Regions from separate parts of the Mus musculus genome. Here all the other regions are linked to region 1. The links are chromatin loops, found by intact Hi-C in ENCODE. Cell type or tissue: heart. All regions are shown on one strand.

Region 1 (2,500 bases):
AGGTCCTGGCACCAACACCCCCCCCCCCCCCCCCCGTCTTCCAGAAGTGCAGCAGGTGTTCTTAACTGCTGAGCCAGCAATCCAGCCCCTGACTTCCCTCTCTTACTTAAGAAGCTATCACAGTGTCTCACTGGGTCACAATCATGACTAGTCCTTGCTCATGGCCCACAGCCTCTTCCCCACTGTGGGTTTTGCCCCGCAGCTCTGCCGCCCCAGCGCTGCACCCGAGGCCTGACAGAGCCAGGCACGAAGTCAGGGTTTGTGGAATGGATGAATGAACTTGACTCGTGGCAGAGCATTGTAATTTACAAAGCACTTTCCCATCCATTAACTCCAGGGCTATTTCCTAAGAGTCCTCCCTGTCCTCCACTGCCCTCGGCTCAGAAGCATACGGTCAAGGCAGTGGCTGGGGAACACTCCCTGAATGAGATCAAGGAGGGCTTGTTCACAGAGAAAGGGAGAATCCATTTGGGGAGCCTGAGAGTGACTCGAAGGCAAGGACTGGGCCTCACCTGTGGGATCTCCATCTGTGAGCATCTGCTCATCAGACCAGTGTGAGATATTTTAAATAAGGCCCCTAAGCCTCTTGACTACTGGAATTGCCAGGGGCGGGGGACAGATGGGCACCCATCCCTATTTAACAGATAACAAGACTGAGTCCAGAGAGGCAGTGCACCTGCCCTGGTCTCTCTTAGTTCCTCAGCATCAGTGGAGCAGATTGGACACAGTGGGCCAGAAGGGAAGCAGGCAGCCCTCCCTCCTAGCCCAAGCTACTCTGTGTAGTCAGTTTGCCCTCCTACTGGTGTTACAAGAAGCCTGTGGTATCCAAGAGGGCAGGTCAGAAAGCCCACTGAGAGCAGACACTGTGTGTCACTTAGCTGGTTCTCAGGTGGCTGCCACTTCCTGCTGCCTGTTGCAAAACTCGACACTAGGCCTTTATAGATACTCACGTGACCAGGAGTAAACAACCTTTCACCTCAATCACCTGCTCTTATCAATACTCCCTCTCCACCCCACCATCGGGAAAGTTCAGACACCTTAAAACGTAGAGGCAAGAGAGGGTCCATTCTGACACCTCAGCGACTTTCAGGCAGTGGCTGAACCCGTTACAACGCTCTGTGGACAGTCCTCCTAGTCGACATTCCTTCTCAGGTTTGACCCTGTCCTGGGAAGTGAGGCTTCTCTCTCTGGGTTCCCCACTCCTGTTCTTGAATAAGGAGCCCCACAACCTCTTATTCTCTCTATACAGAGCCTGGGAAACAGCAAAACTCGGCTCGCCTACAAGACTCCAGCGCGCCCTCTGGTGGACTCGGGGGACGAGCATGGGATGAGGGTTTCTTTCCTCTAGCTCCCCCACCGCGCCGAGAGTACCTGGGCGGACCCACAGTTCGCCACGCAGGTTGGGAGGCCCAGATGAGTGATAAGGTAGTAGTTAGCTGCTCCTCCCACCCCACTCCCCAAAGGACATCAGCACCCACGTCTGTCACCGAAGAACCAGGCAATGGGCGGATGAGCTGAGGCCAGGTAGCTGCTTCTAAGTCAGTGTCTCCTCCACTTCTGGATCTCACAGCTTCATCTTTTGGACCTGTCTACAGGTAAATGTCGCGCATCCCCCTCCTCCACTTCCTAGGTCCCCAGTGGGCTGGTGGCTGAATGGTCCTACGTCCCTTTTGGTTGGCACGGGATGCTTGGAACTGTACATGAGGACCTCGGAGTGGCCTGGGTGCAGAGGGAGGGGAGCGTCCCCGCGGGGATCAAAAGAAAGGGAAGGGGTGCCAGGAGGGAGCCTCTCCCGGCTGGCCTCCTAGAACTGCCCGCGCGCTCCCATCGCGACGCCCCCGCCTCTGCCAGAAACCAGCCTTCTTAGAAGGGAGGGGGGGGAAAGTGTGAATGAGAAGTTGGGGGCGGAGCGCGCGGGGGAGGGGCCGCTGCCAGGAACGCTCGGCCAAGGCTGGCGCCGCGCCCGCCGGTCGGGCAGCCTCGCGCCGCGCTTTGTCTCCCTCTCGGTGAGTCTCGGCGGGTCCTGGAGGCCCCAGCTCCAAGCCCGCCCTCCGCGGCCCCTCCCTCGCCCTCCGCGCACAGCCTTTCAGTGCAGAGTAGTGACTAAACATTACAAGAAGACCGGCCGGGCAGTTCCAGGAATCGGGGGGCGGGGCGTACTGGCCGGGTAAATACCCGCGCGCGCGGCCTCCGAGGCGGCTCTAACTCTGACTCTACACTCGCCTGCTCTTACGACCGCTGTCTCTCCGGGCTCCCGGACGCCCCCTTCCCGGCCCAGCTCTCCGTCGAGGTCCCTCGCCCAGGTCCTTTGCCTGATTCGCCCAGGAGTGCGCCTCATCGGCCCGGGGAGCAGCGAAGCCAGAGGGGGCGCACGCACGGGGAGCCCCTTTGTAGACTTCACGGCTGCCAACATCTGGGCGCAGCGCGAGCCACTGCTGGCCGCCGCCTCGCCTCGGGGACCATAGGAGGCGCAGCCCCAAGGCCGGAGATTTCGCTTCGG
Region 2 (2,500 bases), 57 kb after region 1:
ACTTGGGAGGCAGAGGCAGGCGGATTTCTGAGTTCGAGGCATGCTGGGCTACAGAGTGAGTTCCAGGACAGCCAGGGCTACACAGAGAAACCCTGTCTTGAAAAACAAACAAACAAAAAAGACAGAAGCACACGGGACTGCTGTGTGTGTGTGTGGCTGAGTGGACTGTGCAAACAGTGGGACCCTTAAAAAAAAAAAAGTAAGAATTTGATAGAACATTAAACGGGACATGAGGCGTGTCTGTGTTCATGGGCTCATGCATTCTTGGGTCACCAGTACCAGAAACCCATCCTGAAGTAAAGAAAAAGCACAAAGAAAGTACTGTATAGCCATGTGTAAACTCACAATACACATGCACAAAAGCTCTGAGGCCACCATGTGTAAACTCATAATACACACAAAGGCCCAGTGGCCACTATGTGTAAACTCATAATACACACAAAGGCCCTGTGGCCACCATGTGTAAATACACAATACACACAAAGGCCCTGTGGCCACCTGGCACTCACATGGCAGGTGGCGGAGTTGGACTCTAAAGGCAGACCTGCCAGGTCCTCCCTGAAGGGCCGGCCCATTAGACCTGACAGTCTGAGGAACTGCCCCTTCCTAAGAGGCAGGGTTTCTTGACACTGTGGTACCCAAGACCCAACTCCCTGTTACCCAAGTTTGAAGTCTGGTTCTGTCTAGTCATTCTCTGGGGCCCCATTTCTTTATCTGTATATTATTATCTCTATTTACTACTGAGTTATTTCTCATGACTCATACGCAACACGTAGAGTAGCCCAGCCACATAAATGGCCTGGGTGGTGCTCCCCAACCCCCTCCATGGTCTCACTGTGGGCCTCCGTTTGCTCTCCTGGGGTTACCTCCTGCACTGACTTACCTCCACCTAAAGAAAGCCAAACCACCCAGCAGTGAGTATAGATCTGGGGCCATCTTCCTTCCACATCCACGCTTCCAAGTGGAAGGAAACACAGCCTACAGCTCCGGCCTTTGCTGAGGGCCACTGCGCTGCAAAGGGCTCCCTCTAGCGGTGCGAAGCTGCTCCCCTGGGCCCTAGCTCACCCTGGGGAGGAAGTGGGAAGCAGCTGGAATCCAGCTCTTTCTCCCCTGGGCGGTGTGGCAGGGTCTTAAGGCTCTCAGCTTCTGGCCCGTGTGTGGAGACGCCTGTAGACTCGCCTTTGTCTTTTCAATCCTTTGAGCAGCAGACCTGGATCAATGCAGCAGCAAGAGTAGAGGCTCCAAGAAGAGAAGCTGCCAGTTCGCGGCTGTCTGCGGGGGAGGGGGAGAGAGGATGGGGGCGGGGGGCGGTTCCAGGCCTGCAGCACAGACCACCCACAGTTCGAGGCTCTTACAGATGGCAGAAAGGGGGGGCATGGAAACCTACAGCTTCCCCCCCCCCCCACACAGGGTTTCTCTGTATAGCCCTGGCTGTCCAGGAATTCACTTGTAGACCAGGTTGGCCTCGAACTCAGAAATCCGCCTGCCTCTGCCTCCCCAGTGCTGGGATTAAAGGCGTGCGCCACCAGCCTACAGCCTTGAAGTACAGACAGAGAGAAGAGGGTGGAGGAAGGGGTGCATGGGTAGGTACTTTGGGTGGGCGTGTCGGCTGCGGGGGTGGGAGGTGAGTGACCACTCTAGAGAACTCTGAAACACTTTTCCTCTTTGGGGTTTTGAGACAATGTCTTGTTGTGTGACCCTGCCTGGCCTAGAACTCACTACAGAGCTCAGCTTAGCCTTGAACTCCATGCAGTCCTCAAGGGCTTAAAGAATAGGTATGCCCTCCATTCTCTGCTCTCCCCAGCCACTTGGCTGACACGGAATTCACTCTGTAGAACAGGTTAGCCTGGAACAGTCTATGTAGACCAGGCTAGCCTCAAACTCATAGCAATACTGTGGCATCGACCTCCTGGTGCTGGGATTCCAGGCAGTGTACCACTCCTGACCCCAGGCCTGCTTTCCTCTTCCTTTGTTGCTTGCACTCACCCCTATGTCTCCCTGTGCCACCTGTGTCCCCCTGTACCCCCTATATAGCTGAGAATGACCTTGAACTTCTGACCCCACCCCACCCCCGACTTCCACTTCCTGGGTGGCAGGATTTCAGGCTTAAGCCACCGCTGCCACATTTATGTGATCCTAGGGGTGGAACCCAGGGCTCCATGCACACTAGGCAAGCATTCTGCCCGCTGAACTCCCAGCCTCCAAAACCTTTTAGGACATGTTTTCCCTGTGCAGCCCTGGCTGTCCTGGAACTCACTCTGCAAACCAGGCTGGCCTTGAACTCAGAGATGTACCTGCCTCCGGACTGTTGGGATTAAATTCATGTGCCACCACGCCAAACCCTTCTTAAGGACAGACTCCTAGGGCCCTTTGCAGCCCGCTGCTTGGGCTGGTCTGGAGGGGAGCCTAGGCACCTGCATTCATACAGACAGCGAGTGAGGCTGATACACAAAAGCCTCCTCAGCTCCTGTGACATCCATTGCCACCTAGGAGCATACAA
Region 3 (2,500 bases), 52 kb before region 1:
AGGGCACCCAGACCCTCAGCTCCATTGTCCCCACAGGAGCTCGCTGGGACACCCAGACCGGAGTCATTGCTGAAGCCCGGTTGAAGGATCTGACCCCAGTCATGCCCGTCATCTTCATCAAGGCCATTCCTGTGGACCGAATGGAGACCAAGAACATCTATGAATGCCCCGTATACAAGACGCGTATCCGAGGACCCACCTATGTCTGGACTTTTAACCTGAAGACCAAAGAGAAGGCAGCCAAGTGGATCCTGGCAGCTGTGGCGCTGCTCCTGCAGGTGTAGCCCTACCTACAGTGTGACTAGGCCGGTACCGATCCTGCCTGGTTCTAACCAGAAAACAGACACATTTTACCACTTTTGACTTCTTACAAACCCAGTGCTCCTGGGCTATGGAGCAGGCGTGGGGGTGTCAGGGGCGGGGTGTATGTGTACAGATTAAAATGCTTGCAATCATTGTGCCCGTCTGATGCACTCAGTTCCCAATGCCACACACAGCAGTGAAGCCTGATTCCCAGCAGCTAAGGAGCCAGCATCCTGGGAAACAAACCCTGAATCTGACTTTCAGGAGCCCAGGAACTTGGCTCGCGCAAGCAGGAGGTGGGGTCAGGGTACAGCACACAAAGTGCCACAGCCAGGGCATCAGGTGCTCCCTGCACACAGCAGCATCTACACTGAGCTCAAGAATAAACAAGAGCCTGCAGTAATCCCCATGCCTGCCTTCCCAACTGCTGTCCCAGAACTGAAAAAGCCAGCCGTGACAGACAGGTGCCATGCAGCCACCCTTCCCACAGAGTAAGGACAGCAGGAGCTGTCACCACATGCTGTGCTCTGGGGTCCCGGGTTTCTCCTGCCTGCAGTAGGGCAGCAGCAGTACAGACTAGGGCCCTCCCCACCTCGTACTTGTGCCGGTCCCACCCCACCTAGTCACACACACCCTGCAAATGCTCCAGACCCAGCTGTGGGGTGGCTGTGTGGACCTTGGTTCTCCACCTAACATGCACACAGGCATGCACAGACACCCCTCGGAGACACAGCAGACTGCAACCCCTTTCAACAGCCCTCCCTCTTCAGTAGGTACCCGCCCCTAGTGATGATGGGCAGACAGGTGGGCTGAGGCCCCGCTGACTGACTGAATCTATCAGAACCATCAGCAGGAAAGAGAAAAAAGCCAAGCCTCAGAGACAGACAGTACTGATGCCAAGCTAACACACAGCAAGGCACCCAGGCTACAAACAGGCGGCAGGACATTGGGAGATAGGCAAGAGGACACCAGGGGTGATGGGAAACAGCCAGCAAAGCCTCTAGCTCCAGTAAGGGGGGGGGGGGGCTCCCTGTAGGGCAGGATATCACTTTCTGGGTTTCTAAGCCTTCAAAGTTGCAAAGCAAAGCTCAGCTCCTTGGGCACTGCCCCACCCCAGCCTGTCTGATCTGGGACCAGGCGCCTGAAGGACAGTCACCTAAGGGAAGAGGCCCTGGTATCTGAGCCCCAACCAGGGACAGAGGGACTCTAACCTCCTTGGGGAACCCTAGCTGCTGTGCACTGCCTCTGCTGGCCAGGAGGGGTCACTGTAGCTCCCTCATGTGGCACAGCCAGCAGGCTCCAGGCAACTTGTTCCAATCCTTGGTAATAACACAAAGTGAATTTTTCTAATTTTGCCTTTGAAGCCTAAAATAAAGCAGTAATTTATTCCACACATACAAATTGTGAGTTGACAAAATTATCTCCAAACTTTCCAAAGGCCAAGCTACCTGCAGGTATCTGGAACAAAGTGCTGGATTCAGACTAAAGAGCCCGGACTGCAGAGAGGAGGAGTCCCAAAAGGCCTGAGAGTCACCAGGGGCACAGAGCAGAGGAGGGTCACTCTGCCCAGTGCTGCTCATTCGAATGCCAGTGCCCTATACGCCCAGCCCCCTGCAGTTCCTGTGCTGGTATCAGTTATGCCTGGGTCGCACACAATGCTGAGCGCTGCTGCCCAGGACAGCACTGCCCCACCTTGTAACTCCAAGCAGCAGCCGTCCTGGCTATGTCTGGGTGTTTCTGACTCTGCAGGGCCCCCTGCTACAGCCAGTCACTGGTGGCAAGGCCAGCCAGCCACAGCTTGTTGATCTCAACAGAGGCAGCATCACTGCTGTGGGGTCCCTATGGTTGTTCCCTGCACAGCAGGCTGTGCTGTAGCGAAACTCAAGTTTCCAGCCTCCCAGACACCCTGGAGAGGAATGGACAAGAGAGCAGGCTTCTCAAAGTGCACTGGAGGGGACCTGCTGTGAGGAGGGACACAACATTTGAACCGGCTTATCTATCATAAGCTGGAACCTAACTAGATGGTGGTAGTGCACGCCTTTAACCCCAGCACTCGGGAGGCAGAGGCAGGCAGATCTCTGAGTTCGAGGCCAGCCTGGTCTACAGAGTGAGTTCCAGGACAGCCAGGGCTACACAGAGAAACCCTGTCTCGAAACCATCCCCCACCCCCAAAAAGCAACAGCAATAGTAACTTCAG

The links. Peaks named below come from ENCODE experiments on the same cell type or tissue, not always from the same donor. Only the 100,000 strongest peaks of a DNase experiment are listed, where the experiment ranks them.
Region 2: a loop joins it to region 1, with 4 times the contacts of the local background. A loop is called at or near these places in 20 of 42 quality-filtered maps.
Region 3: it touches region 1 in a loop (6-fold over the local background); 23 of 42 quality-filtered maps call a loop at or near these places.

What each region holds. Positions count from the first base shown.
Region 1 is chr11:117,968,881-117,971,380 of GRCm38, reverse strand. It overlaps Socs3 (suppressor of cytokine signaling 3), which reads left to right and starts at 2,015. Exons shown (of 2, transcript NM_007707.3): 1 at 2,015-2,500. In heart, CTCF peaks have their summits at 1,314 (motif pointing left) and 2,330; DNase peaks (open chromatin) are centred at 680, 1,360 and 2,080; H3K4me3 peaks cover 1,470 bases; H3K27ac peaks cover 1,789 bases; H3K27me3 peaks cover 683 bases.
Region 2 is chr11:117,911,418-117,913,917 of GRCm38, reverse strand. No RefSeq gene overlaps it. Among named protein-coding and RNA genes, the nearest start is that of Tha1, 39 kb to the right of the region's middle. In heart, a CTCF peak has its summit at 1,031 (motif pointing left); DNase peaks (open chromatin) are centred at 1,027 and 1,525; H3K4me3 peaks cover 385 bases; H3K27ac peaks cover 1,047 bases.
Region 3 is chr11:118,021,034-118,023,533 of GRCm38, reverse strand. Pgs1 (phosphatidylglycerophosphate synthase 1) reads right to left here. Exons shown (of 10, transcript NM_133757.2): 10 at 1-129. It overlaps Dnah17 (dynein, axonemal, heavy chain 17), which reads left to right. Exons shown (of 81, transcript NM_001167746.1): 81 at 37-1,811. The coding sequence ends at 284. Among named protein-coding and RNA genes, the nearest start is that of Mir6933, 20 kb to the right of the region's middle. In heart, a CTCF peak has its summit at 1,552 (motif pointing right); a DNase peak (open chromatin) is centred at 1,531.